Linked DNA regions of Homo sapiens: region 2 is linked to region 1. A link is a contact called in ENCODE Hi-C or POLR2A ChIA-PET data. All regions are on one chromosome and are shown on one strand. The core of a region is the stretch at or near the end of the contact, and the rest is flanking DNA. Distances in the headings are between cores, read along the strand shown.

The links. A loop is a pair of places that touch in the nucleus more often than their neighbours do. ChIA-PET counts read pairs that join two places held with the same protein, here RNA polymerase II (POLR2A). Pooled maps may share reads with other maps.
Region 2: a loop to region 1 is called in a pooled map, with 3 times the contacts of the local background. The contact joins two enhancer-like sites. A Hi-C loop is called at or near these places in 2 of 50 pooled maps. POLR2A ChIA-PET finds 5 or more read pairs at or near these places in 3 of 52 experiments (H1, activated T-cell and activated naive CD4-positive, alpha-beta T cell).

Annotation. Positions count from the first base shown.
Region 1 is chr1:235,885,405-235,892,291 of GRCh38, forward strand. It overlaps LOC105373215 (a long non-coding RNA gene), which reads left to right and starts at 6,881. Exons shown (of 5, transcript XR_002958490.2): 1 at 6,881-6,887. RefSeq lists a silencer at 6,766-6,815. Within about 2 kb of position 2,812, at least 5 of the 41 ENCODE cell types and tissues checked have a DNase peak (open chromatin) inside an H3K27ac peak, as active enhancers do.
Region 2 is chr1:236,117,848-236,124,734 of GRCh38, forward strand. No RefSeq gene overlaps it. Among named protein-coding and RNA genes, the nearest start is that of GPR137B, 21 kb to the right of the region's middle. RefSeq lists an enhancer at 2,831-2,950. Within about 2 kb of position 2,889, at least 3 of the 41 ENCODE cell types and tissues checked have a DNase peak (open chromatin) inside an H3K27ac peak, as active enhancers do.

The DNA of each region.
Region 1 (6,887 bases), core at 1,562-4,061:
ATCAAGTTTATTACTGTCCTTAGAAATTGATGCTAATCATGTGATCTTCTGGATCAGAGTATAGCTAAAAAGATTCATATCATAACATCAGGTGGAGCCCAGAACAATGAGTATTAAAGTGAGTGCTTAGATAATATGGTAATATCTATTACAAGCACCCACTTATAATAGGTATTACTTATAATAGGTTGTGGCTGAACCCTAAAGCACCTGGAATAGTCTTTATAATTAGTTCCTCAACAAATATTTATAAATGTATTCTAGTATCTTAGGTACCATGTAGGTATTAGGTTCTTGATAAATATTTCTTCAATACATCATTATTGCAGTCCCTTTTTATCACTGTTTAGGCCATGTCGATGAATTCCCCCAGCTGCACTCAATGTAAAGAGTGTGGGTTTGACTATATTTACTGTTCTCACATCAGCTGAGTTTAACTCACACCCAGCAGAGATGTTAAGGGTCAAAGGTATTGAGAGAAAGTTCTTTATCTATCCAACATGAAAACTGGCTGAATGCTGTGGATAATAAAGTCACTGTGAACATATACCTTTAGGAGAAAAAGGCCTTCTTTCCTTTGAAATGTGGGTTAGCTCTGTTTCGTGCTGTAACACATATTATTAAAAAGCCCCTGAAGCATTTTGAAGAGCTGTGAAGGCTTTACCTCTCTAAGTGTTACTTGCATTTCTCATGGCACTTCCTGCCTCATTTAATTCTACTAATGTTGTTAGATCACCTATCATAACTTGATGTACTGAATTAATATTTTCCTCTTGAAGACGTTTTGGAAAAAAATATATCTTGGCCTTATTATGAACTTAGAGGCCCTTGTTAATGAGCAGGATGCAAATGATTCATTTGGAAGACAGAAATCCTTTCTGAGTGGCTACCGTTTACTTAAATATTCTTGTGATGTGCAGAGTGATACTAACTGGCTTGAGAAAGTTGATACCGATTCCAAAACTAGGGTAATTTAAGATAAAAAATACACTAGGGGCTCTGTAAATGGGGTGAATATAACAAATTGCCTGAGATGAGCCAATTATCTGGGCTCTGAATTTGGCCTAGATTGCTGGTAATCAAGGCAAAAAGAAAAATAAGGTGGATAATATAGGTCTGACTGCCCCCACCATGTTTATTTGTTAAAGAAACATTTATAGGCCAGGTGCAGTGGCTCACGCCTGTAATCCCAGCACTTTGGGAGGCCGAGGTGGGTGGATCACCTGAGGTTGGGAGTTCAAGACCAGCCTGACCAACATGGAGAAACCCCCGTCTCTACTAAAAATACAAAATTAGCCGGGCGCTGTGGCGCATGCCTATAATTCCAGCTACTCTGGAGGCTGAGGCAGGAGAATTGCTTGAACCTGGGAGGTGGAGGTTGCAGTGAGTGGAGATCGTGCCATTGCACTCAAGCCTGGGCAACAAGAGTGAAACTCCATCTCAAAAAAAAAAAAAAGAAATATTTATAAATTTACCCAAATTTTACTTGGCATTCTATTCAAGGAGGAAAAAAGCATTTGTCTCCTAAAGAGTTACTGTATTCCTTTAAAAATATCCACAGGCAAACATAGTAACTCATTAAATATTATAGCCTACTCACAGGGTGTCTGCCATTCTTATTAGAGAAGAGAGAATGGCATATTAAAAATATGTCAGAAGTTATGGGAAGTTGTGAAGTGGAAGACAGACTTCAAGTTGTGATCCTTCACAAGGCTTCATTCTATGCTTGGCTGTTTGGGAGAGTTCAGAAATCAGCTCAATATGAAAGATATAAGAGCAACTGTCCAGCTGAGGTGGTACATACCACACTAATTTATGGAGAGGACTGAAAAAGTCAATTAAGCTCCTAAAATTCCTTCATCATTGCTAAGAAGCATTGACAAGCTAAGATATAAAGTTGGGAGATGGACTAAATACACAGGATGGCAGAATAAGACTAGACAAGTCTTGAAGGGTTAAAGAGATGAGATCATTCTAACATGGCATTTAGTAGAGGTCAGTGCCATGTCAGGCCCTGCCGTTGAGTCGAAAACATCAATGGTTTGAGTAAAGAATAGGTGGGAGGTATTTTGCAGCACTTGTGGGAAAAGGTGTTCAGGGTTTTAGTTGAAAGCAAGCTCCATATGAGGCCACATTGTGATGGTTGCAGTCCTTCATCCACCTTTTACCTACCTATCAAAAAATAAAGGAAACAGTGGGCTGGATGGTTTCTTCTTAGGGTAAATCCTCTCTTTGGTTGGGGCTGCTGTTGTTGTCCAGGTAAATACCTTTGCAAGCCAACATGCTTCCCATTTAACCCTGGGTTTTACCCATCCCAGCTGTCTCATAGAGGCCTGACTTGCACCTTTCTGTTCCCTGCCCTGCCCAAGCAGTCATTTGATGCCCCGCTTTAGAATAAAGGAAGTGATAAACTCTCTCTAGGCCATGCTGCTTGGACTTTGCCAGGGGTATTTCATTCCGCTTAGAGTACCACTCTTATAAGTATTGTACAGAAATTAACTCATTCAGAGAGTACCTAGGATAAGGAGTCTTAAAACTGAGTCATAGGAGGAACAGTTAAAAAACAGCAGGCTGGCCATGGTGGCTCATGCCAGTAATCTCAGCACTTTGGAAGGCTTAAGCAGGAGAATCACTTGAGGCCTTGAGTTTGAGACCAGCCTGGGCAACATAGCAAGACCTTGTCTCTACCAAAAAAAAAAAAAAAAAAAAAAAAAAAATTAAAGCCCAAAGCTTTCTCTAGAAGACAAAAGACAGGGAGACAAGAAAGCTGTCTTCCGAGGCCTGAGGGCTGTCACAAAGCAGACAGATTCATGTTATCTCTGTGGCCACGAGAGGTAAAGGCAGCACAGGGAGACCTCAGAGCATTTCAGCCCTAGAAGGAAGCCGCACAGAAGTGAGTCTGTAGGTGTTAGAAGGCAGCTGTGCTACACTAACTTTCAGATCCCTCCAACCTACCATCCTTGAGGTTCTTACGAATGTTGAAGTAATCTCGATTCTCGGAACTACCATCCCTCCTCCTCACCACCCCCCACACCCTAGAACCCTTTCTTGCTATAAAAAGGCCATTCCTTAGAAAGTTAAACATAGAATTACCATATGATCCAGTAATTCCACTTCTGGGGATGTACTCAAAAGAATCGAAAGTAGAATCTCAAATAGATACTTGTACAGTAATGTCTAAAGCAGCGTTATTCACAGTAGTCAAAAGGTGGAAGCAACCCCAGTGTCCCTCAGTGGATTAATATAACAAAATGTGAGGTATCCATATCATAGAATATTATCCAACCTTAAAAAGAGAAGAGATTCTGAGACATGCTGCAACATGAATAAACACTGAGGATGTTATGATAAGTAAAACATGCCTGTCACAAAAGGATGAATATTGTATGATTATACTTATATGAGGTACCTGGAGGAGTCAAATTAATAGAGACAGGAAGTAGAATGGTGGTTGCCAGGGGCTGCTGGGAGAAGGGGATGGGGAGTTGTTTAGTGGGTACAAAGTTTCCGTTTGGGAAGAGGAGAAAGTCTGGAGATGGATAGTGGTGAGGTTTGCACAAGAATGTGAATATACTTAATGACACCGAACTGTGCACTTAAAAATGGTTACATTGTGACCAGGTGCGGTGGCTCACACCTGTAATCCCAGCACTTTGGGAGGCCAAGGCAGGTGGATCACCTGAGGTCAGGAGTTTGAGACCAGCCTGACCAACATGGTAAAACCCCGTCTCTATTAAAAATACAAAAATTAGCTGGGCATGGTGGTGTGTGCCTGTAATCCCAGCTACTCGGGAGGCTGAGACAGGAGAATTGCTTTTACCCGGGAGGCAGAGGTTGCAGTGAGCTGAGATTGCACCATTGCACTTCAGCCTGGGCAACAGAGCGAGACTCCATCTCACAAAACAACAACAAAAAAAGGCTGGGCGCGGTGGTTCACGCCTGTAATCCCAACACTTTGGGAGGCCGAGGCGGTTGGATCACCTGAGGTCAGGAGTTCAAGACCAGCCTGGCCAACATCATGAAGCCCTGTCTCTACTAAAAATACAACCATTAGCCAGGCATGGTGGCGGGCACCTGTAATTCCAGTTACTCGGTAGGCTGAGATGGGAGAATCACTTGATCCTAGGAGGCAGAGGTTGCAGTGAGCCAAAACTGCTCCATTGCACTCCAGCCTGAGTGACAGGGCAAAACTCTGGCTCAAAACAGAAAAGCAAACAAACAACAACAACAACAAACAGCAAAAAAAAAAAAAAAAAAAAAAAAAAAAAGATGGGGTGGTTCCCCTCCAGTGGCTCACACCTGTAATCCCAGCACTTTGGAAGGTCGAGGCAGGCAGAATGCTTGAGCCCAGGAGTTTGACACTAGCCTGGGCAACTTGGTGAAACCCTGTCTTTACAAAAAAGTACAAAAATTAGCCTGGTGTGGTAGCCCATGCCTGCAGTTCCAGCTACTTGGGAGGGTGAGGTGGGAGGATCACCTGAGCCTGGGGAGGTCGAAGCTACAGTGAGCCGTGATGGCACACCGCTGCACTCCATCCTGGGCAACAGAGTGAGACCTTGTTTCAAAAAAATAAATAAAAGGCTGGACGTGGTGGCTCAGGCCTGTGATCCCAGCACTTTGGGAGGCCAAGGTGGGAGGATCACCTGAGGTCAGGAGTTCGAGACCAGCCTGGCCAGCATGATGAAACCCCGTCTCTACTAAAAATGCAAAAATTAGCCAGGCATGGTGGTGCATGCCTGTAAGCCCAGCTATGTGGGAGGCTGAGGCAGGAGAATCACTTGAACGCAGGAGGCGGAGGTTGCAGTGAGCCGAGATCGGGACACTGCACTCCAGCCTGGGCGACAGAGTGAGACTCTATCTCAATCAAGTGATAAATAAATAAATAAATAAATAAATAAATAAATAAATAAAAAAGTGAAGTGTGGGAGGGATTGCTCGGTACTCAGCATCAAGGATGAAAGCTGACTGCAGCCATTGTCCCAGTTGAGTTCAGTGGACTTTTCAGTGCAGCCCCGGGATGAAAAGTTCTTCCAGGCTCCTGTACTGTGCATGCTCTTAAGGACAGAAAGCGTTTTCTTTGCATCTAGACCCACTTACCCCCTGCCCCTCTGCTCAGTGCTTGTAGCTCTCTCTACACTGTTATTTCATCTTTTCATCCCTGCTAAATCTTTGCCCTGAAAAATGCAGCTCCCTTGATCTGAACAAATGCTGTGCCCCACTCTGGCCCTGAGTCCCCCATTAGAGCATCTGGAGGAGATACCGAACCACTTTCCATGTTTTCTTTCTTCCTTCATACTAAACACACTTTCCTCTTGTATGTGCCTTGCTGTGCAAAGTGCAGTTCATTGTTAAAGACAGATATAGAAACAAATACTTACAATATTGTTAAAAACAAATACAGAAACAAATAGTTACAATACTGTTAAAGACAGATACAGAAGCACATAGTTACAATACAATGTAGCAAATTTTGTAATGGGGAACAGATTTACAATGAAGGTTGTGATTTCTTATTAAGATGGACTCCAGAGACTCTCAAAGGAGCTATTTTTAGAAAAATTGTGTTGTGAATTACATATGCAATTAATAATAATAGCTAACATTTCTTGATCACAATTTCTAGTTGCCTTGTGTGACTTAATCCATGTAAATCTCAGAGTAAGCCTAAGTGGTACATACTGTTATCATCCCTATTTTTGAGTTGAGGAAATTTAGGCTCAGAGAGATTAAGCACACAGCTAGAGAGTGCTTGAGCCAGAATTTGAAGCTGGATTGCTTGTCTTATCTCCAGAGCCTCCCTCATAAGCACTATGTTCCCTCCAATAATGGCCAGAAAGCAATATAATGAAGTTTCTGTTCTTGCCAGAAAGTTTGCCAACATTTTTTCTTTTTCTTTTTTTTTCTTTTTTTTTTTTTTTTTTGAGACGGAGTCTCGCTCTGTCGCCCAGGCCGGACTGCGGACTGCAGTGGCGCAATCTCGGCTCACTGCAAGCTCCGCCTCCCGGGTTCACGCCATTCTCCTGCCTCAGCCTCCCGAGTAGCTGGGACTACAGGCGCCCGCCACCGCGCCCGGCTAATTTTTTGTATTTTTAGTAGAGACGGGGTTTCACCTTGTTAGCCAGGATGGTCTCGATCTCCTGACCTCATGATCCACCCGCCTCGGCCTCCCAAAGTGCTGGGATTACAGGCGTGAGCCACCGCGCCCGGCCTTGCCAACATTTTTTCAAACTTTTCAAACATATAAAACAATATAGGTGTGCTAAGTGTAATGTCGAGTCCTGGATTGGATCCTGAAATGGAAAAAGGGCGTTTGTGAAAAAACTGGTGAAATCTGAATAAAATCTAACGTTTAGTTGTACCAGTGTTAATTTCTGAGTTATGTTCATTTCTGTACCATGGTTATGTAAGATGTCAACACTGGGGGGAATGGGACGAAGGGGTATATGGGAACTCTTTGGACTACATTTGCAATTTTTCCATAAATTATCCCAAAATAAGACTTGCATTTAAAATGACAACATTATGGATATGAGACTTCATTGATATGTTTCTCCCATGGCCTCTTCCTAGAGATCATCCTTATCCAGAATGTGGTGTTTATCATTCAAAGGGCCTAACACAACTATTACTATACTAAATGTCAGTCATGAGCAATGCAGAGGATTTCTCAAGGCGTTTGGGTTTCAGTGAGGGATCAGGATTATGGGTCTTCCGAGAGACCCTGCTCCTCTTTCAGACAGGGGCACTGCCATAAGTCCCTCTCCCAATCAACCCAGTTTCACTCTCACCAACTACCCAGCCCAGACTTAGGCCCACTGTTGACCCCACAAAGGAGGCCACACCCTCCCTGCAGCTCCTGTTGCTCAGCCTTCCCTAAGCTGTGCACC
Region 2 (6,887 bases), core at 1,639-4,138, 230 kb after region 1:
CAGTCAGTTCTGACTCTGATATCTTACGACACCTATCAGGGATCAGCCTGGACCTGTTACCTGAGCGGGGTGTGGCCTCCTTTCCTCTGCGCTTTCCCCACACCTGAAACTCCTGATCATTCAGCCCCTTACCTCTCCCAAGCTTTCAGCACGAGCTCTCCTTCTTAGCCTTCTAAATAAATAAACAACACCTGCACAGAACACTGCCATTTTCTGTAAGCTTTTCTTCCCCTTTAAAAATTGCAGTAAAATATACATAAGACAAAATGTATCATTTAAATCATTTTAAGTGTACAATTCAGTGGGGTGATATACATAAGGCAAAATGTATTATTTAAATCATTTTAAGTGTAAAATCCAGTGCCTTTAAGTCCCTTCACGATGTCGTTGCAACTGTCACCACCATCCAGCTCCGGAACTTCTTAATCATCCGTGGGTAAGCTTTTGAAGCTTTTGAATCCATAGTCTCATAACATTTTATTGCCGTCCTCATCGTCAGGTGAGGAAACTGAGGCTTTCTTCCTTACCTTGCTTTTGTGTTTTCTCTTTAACACTTGCACTCTGGCTTTTGCCCGTGGCTGTCCTGGAACTGACTCCCTTCAGGCTGTCAAAGGCCTCCTGGGGGCTGAGTTTCATGGGCTGCTTCCTGGTCTTGTCTTGTTTCTGGTCTGCAGCATTTGACAATCTTGTTTTCCAATCTCTCTTAGAAATTATCTCCTCCCCAGGTTTCCATAATACTCTCTGTCTTGAGTTTCCTACTACTAATTCTTGGGTGTTTTCTTGTCCTTTTCTTTTCATGTTTTTCTGTTTGATTGTTTTGTTTCTTTTTGTTGTTTTGAGACGGAGTCTCGCTCTGTTTCCTAGGCTGGACAGCAGTTGCTTTATCCTAGAACTTATGATGTAGCTGCCTGTGTGCCCATCTGTCTCCACAACAGAGCAAGGTCCTGGAAGCAGAGGTCGGGGGCGTGGGGGAGGTCTTGCTTGTCCTCTTTATGTCTCAGTGCTTAGTGTACCTTATATTTGGACAATGAATAAATAAATGTGCGCTGCTCTAGAAAAGAGATCATTGTCTCAATGGAGTGAAAATCAGTAAGGGGTAGGTCTCGGCTCACTGCAACCTCCACCTCCCTGGTTCAAGTAATTCTCCTGCCTCAGTCTCCCGAGTAGCTGGGATTACAAGCGCTCACCAACCCGCCAGGCTAAATTTTTGTATTTTTAGTAAGAGATGGGGTTTCACCACATTGGCCAGGCTGGCCTTGAACTCCTGACCTCAGTTGATCTGCGGGCCTCGGCCTCCCAAAGTGCTGGGATTACAGGCGTAAGCCACTGTGCCTGGCCCCTTTTCATGTTTTTATGTTTTGAGACGGAGTCTCGCTCTGTCACCCAGGCTGGAGTGCAATGGCGTGATCTCGGCTCACTGCAACCTCCACCTCCCTGGCTCAAGCGATTTTCCTGCCTCAGCCTCTCAAGTAGCTGGGATTACAGGCGTGAGCTACCACCCGGCCTCTTTTCATGTTTTTAAATTAGTCTCCCCTTTTTATTTTATTTTATTTTTTAGATAGAGACAGGGTCTCGCTATGTTGCCCAGGCTGGTCTCGAACTCCTGGACTCAAGCAGGTTCTTTTCTTCAGGCTTCTCCTTCTCCTGCCTCAGGAACTCATCCTCACTCCCTGCAACGTTTCAATAAGCACTTGCCTGGTTTGCCTGCCTCTGGCCTTGCTAATTAGACAACTACGATCTTTCTACCAGGAAAGTGTGATCCTGCCCTCAAGTCTACAAGGGCGGCCTGAGCTGACATGATAACATCTAACCTCTTTAGTTAGATATAGGATGTCCCTTGTCATCTGGCCCCTGGTGACCTCTAACAATATCCCCATCCCACTCCACCCCTTTACAGTCTGCAGTAGAACCGTCTGCAGTCCCAGTGCTGGAAGCCCAGGCTGCCTCATGCCTCCCTGTCTCTGCATACATGGTCGCTTTATCCTAGAACATATGATGTAGTTGCCCGTGTGCCCATCTGTCTCCACAACAGAGCAAGGTCCTGGAAGCAGGGGTAGGGGCGTCGGGGAGGTCTTGCTTGTCCTCTTTATGTCTCAGTGCTTAGTGTACCTTATATTTGGACAATGAATAAATAAATGTGCGCTGCTCTAGAAAAGAGATCATTGTCTCGATGGAGTGAAAATCAGTAAGGGGCAGAGTAAGGACTGGACATCAGGTCTTGGAAAGTTCTGACCCTTCCCACTATGTAAACATCCTTTCTACTGAGGGACCTCACGGGGTGACAAAGCCTTAGAGGAAATGTACGCAGTCTCTGCATGGTCCTAAGAAAATAAAGGAAATAAAGTAAGTGTTGTAATCCTGGACTGGAGTAGAAAGACTTCTTAGGGGGAGGCATTTTAAGGAGGGTGGAGAGGGGGATGCTTCCCGCCTCCGGATCACAGTCTACGAGAGCTTGCTGCTTTAGATGAGCCCACACCAGACCGAGACACAGGCAGAGCGGTGCGGCTGAAAGACATCTCTGCATCAGAAAACTTGAGTCCTGGTTTTTTCTACATCTGCCGCTGACTAGCAGATCTCAGAAGGCCCAGCAGCCTTCAGGTGTAAAACAAAGGAGTATTTTCCATCTCTTTCAACCCGAAAATCCAGAAAGTGGGGACATCTGTGTTTGAAGATTGTTCAACATTTTTCAGATTAAACTGATCCACATTTTCCAAGGTATCAAAGTGGTGGCTGCATCCTCTCATGGTGCTGGGAATCACAGACTTCTCCCCTCACCCTTGATTGTGACCTGATTCTAGAAGACGGTTGCTGATAGAAATGTCCAAGTTATTCAAGGGGCTTCTCTAGAGGAAACAACTTCCATTTCACTCTTGATTCTCTAGAGGAAATATAACTTTCGTTTCACTCTTGATTCTCGAGAGGAAACAACTTCTGTTTCACTCTTGATTTTCACTATTTTCACGTTACGGGTTGAGATAAATGGCCTTAGATTTGACTCATCGAGGAGAGAGCGATTCTGCCTAGAGTTCTTTGAAAGCCGGCTGTACTGAGTGAGATCCTAGGTCACTGCAGAGAAGGAAAGGGAAGAGAAGTGGGGAGGGAGAGGGGAACAGAGAGGGGCACGGAGAGGGACAGGGAGATTGGTTTCCTTTGACAAACCCAGCTGGTTTCCTCGGTAGTTGTGTGTGGTTTCCACCAAACCCACCTATCACTTAGTTAGGACTGCTAATTAGGGGGCAGAGATGAGGACTGCTGTCTGTAGTCGTAAAGATGGTTACTAAGCAGGAGGCTGAGCTGGTGGTTGCAGCTGACACTGGAAATTCACCCAGCTTCGCCCCCCGGGAGATGTGCCACCCCTACATCGTAGGCAGCTGTGGGCCACAGGCATTTCGTTCTCCAAAATCCTACATTCATCTTACTTCATTTAATGTTTGCAGCCACATAAGAAGTAGAAAACATAACTTGATTTCCAGATTAGAAGACTGAAGTTTGGACAGAAAAAATAACTTGCCCAGTGTCACCCAGCGGGCACACGGAGGAGCTGGGATTCAACATCAATGACTCCAGGACCATGGTCTGTCTCCACGAGACTAGTCTACCCACCTCGATTCTCTGCCTGGTAGGCCTTCCCCACTTTTCCACCTGCTAAATCAATCACACCTGGTTGCATCTCTCCTTCTTTCCTCCCCTAACCCAAGACTCTTTTTTGTTGTTGTTGTTTTGGAGATGGAGTTTGCTGTTGTTGCCCAGGCTGGAGTGCAGCGGCACGACCTCGGCTCACCACAGCCTCTGCCTCCCGGGTTCAAGCGATTCTCCTGCCTCAGCCTCCCGAGTAGCTGGGATTACAGGCACGCGCCACCATGCCCAGCTAATTTTTGTATTATTAGTAGAGATGGGGTTTCACCATGTTGCCCAGGGTGGTCTTGAACTCCTGACCTCAGGTGATCCACCCGCCTCAGCCTCCCAAAATGCTGGGATTACAGGCGTGAGCCACCATGCCCGGCCATATCCCATGACTCTCTAAAGCACTCTGTGGTTGTTTCTGGGTTATTTTCACTTCTCCAATTAGGAGGTAAGTTTTTTGGGGTCAAAGAGCATGTTTTCGACTTTGTTTTCATCCTATCCCAAATTGCCTGGTACCAAGCTTGGTAGCTGATGAGCCAACAGGGAACCCACGAATGACATTGTATTAGAAGACCACAGGCTTTGGGCTCAAGGAATGACCCTTCCCTTTTACAGTCCTGTCCACACCTCAACAGCCCTCTCGTAGCTCGGTGGATCTCAGCTGAATGTCAATGAGCCAGAGCTTCCCCTGACCACCCAAGCCCAAGTGTTGTCCCTGGCTATTCCTCCTCGTAGCATCTCTTTTTCCTCTTCATCGGACTTACTACAACGTGTACTCATAGGCTCATTTGAGTATCTACCTTATTTTCTCCACTAAAATGTGAACCCCAAGAGGCCAGGGACCATGGGCATTTTGACTCAAAACATATTCTTTGAATGACTTTAACAGAAACTTCCATCAACTTCTCAAAGGGCCAACCACATACGCAGTGAAGAGGGTTTCAAATGATGAATCAGGGACTTTTCCCTGTGTTCAGGCGTGAACCCCGACTCACCATGGGGTCGTATCCACATGCTCTCTCTTGACCTCAGTTCTTTACTTGCAAAGTAAGGATCATGGTTCTAGTCCCATTTACTCTCATAGGCTCTTGCCTGGAGAAAGTGAAATCATTTTAGCCTTGCTGTGTTGTTAAAGCCAAGGCCTAATGCCAACGTGACTAGTTATAAGCCCCTTGAGGAGGGGCTCATGTCTGACAAACACTCTGTCTCTCTGTCCCTCTCAACATAATTTTTGTGAACAGGCCAAGTAGATAAACAACTCAAAAAAATAAAAATATACAAAATGCATACAGTGACAACGTTCCCTTGCTCCTCTGTCCACACCTCCCCAGGTCCCACCCTTAACCATTACTATTGGTTTTATTCATAGCATTCCAGAGTTTATTTTTTTTTTTTATTTTATTTTACTTTATTTTCTGAGATGGAGTCTTGCTCTGTTGCCCAGGCTGGAGTGCAGTGGCCCTATCTCGGCTCACTGCAAACTCTGCCTCCCGGATTCCAGCAATTCTCCTGCCTAAGCCTGTCGAGTAGCTGGGACTACAGGCGCCCGCCACTATGCCTGGCTAATTTTTGTATTTTTAGTAGAGACGGGGTTTTGCCACGTTAGCCAGACTGGTCTCGAACTCCTGACCTTGGGTGATCCACCCGCCTCGGCCTCCCAAACTGCTGGGATTACAGACGTGAGCCACTGCGCCTGGCTGCCATTTTAAAATATACAATTAAACCATTATGGACCACAGTCCTCAGTGTGTGATCAAATACTCAGTATTATTCACTCTTTCTATTTTCCAGAGTTTCTATATCTGCCTACAAGTAACCATGAAAGCACTTCCCCTACAGGATCATGTCTTACCCTTGCAAGCTTTCCAACTGTCTTGCTCCATGCCCAACACCAGGTAAATCTTTAGTAAATTCAGTACATTTAGTAAATCTGTTGGTGGATTTGATTAACTAATGATCTTGAAACCAACACATTGGACAAGCAACAAGGTGAGTTTGCAATGTGTGTTACAGACGGATGAAAGCACACGCTGAACAGGGCCTACTCCAGTGAACCATCATCTGCCTGCATCTTTCCTGTTCCAGTCCAAGACCAATCCGGATACTTGGGCCTTGTTTTGTTTTGCTCTTCCTGGGAAGTGTCAGTTCATTGGTCGTTACAAGGATAATAGGAGTTACTTCCTGACTGCATGAAAAGTACATAGAACAGAGCCTGGCACAGAGAGAGAAGCCAATGAGCAGCAGGAATGATGATCACAGGCAATCTTCCCTTCCGCCACCACTCACCTCAGATGACCTGGTGAGCCTTGTGTCACAGGCTGGGTACTTCCCCCGGAATTCACATGTTGAAGCTCTAACCCGCAGTACCCAGAATGTGACTGTATTTGGAGAGAGGGCCTTCTCTCCAAATAGAAGGAGGTAATTAAGGTAAAATGAGGCCATTAGTGTGGGTCCTAATCGGATATGACTGGTCCTGATGAGAAGTGGAGATTAGGATACTGACACACACAGAGGGAAGCCCATGTGAGGACCCAGGGGAGGGAGGCTGTCTGTGACCAAGGAGAGTGGCATCAGGAGAAACCAGCCCTGCCAACGCCTTGGCCTCCAACTTTCAGCTTCCAGAACTGGAGATTTGTGTCATTCAAGCCTCCCAGTCTGTGGCACTTTGTCATGGCAGCTCAAGCCGACTAGCACACCTTGCCTAGCCCTGCTTTTCTCAAATATGTTCAACTAGAGAAGTTGTCTTGATTGTTTAGAGCCAAGCCCTGTGCTGCTACAAGGGCATAGGCTGAACCAACCACCTGTCAAGGAGTTTCCATGCAGAAGGGGGTGAAGGAGGCTTCACCCTAAGGTGAGCCCCTTGACCCTCTCCCCAGGAATTCTCCAGCTATGCCTGGGGATGGAAGCTGCCTTCCTGACTACTCTTCTGTTGTTGTTAAGCGCTGGGGTCTCACCCTGTCACCCAGGTTGGAGTGCAATGGTACCATTACAGCTCACTGCAGCCTCGAATTCCTGAGCTCAAGTGATCCTCCTGCCTAAGCCTCCTGATTAACTGGGACTGGAGGTGCACATTACCATGCTAGCTAATTTTTTTGATCTTTTGCAGAGATGAAGGTCTTGCTATGTTGCCCAGGATGGTATCAGATTCCCGACCTCAAGCAATCCTCCCACCTCAGCCTCACAAAGTGCTGGGATTACAGGTATGAGCCACAGACCTGTTCCCCTGGCAGGTCTTTGAAAATGCACGCAGGGCTGCAGCAGCC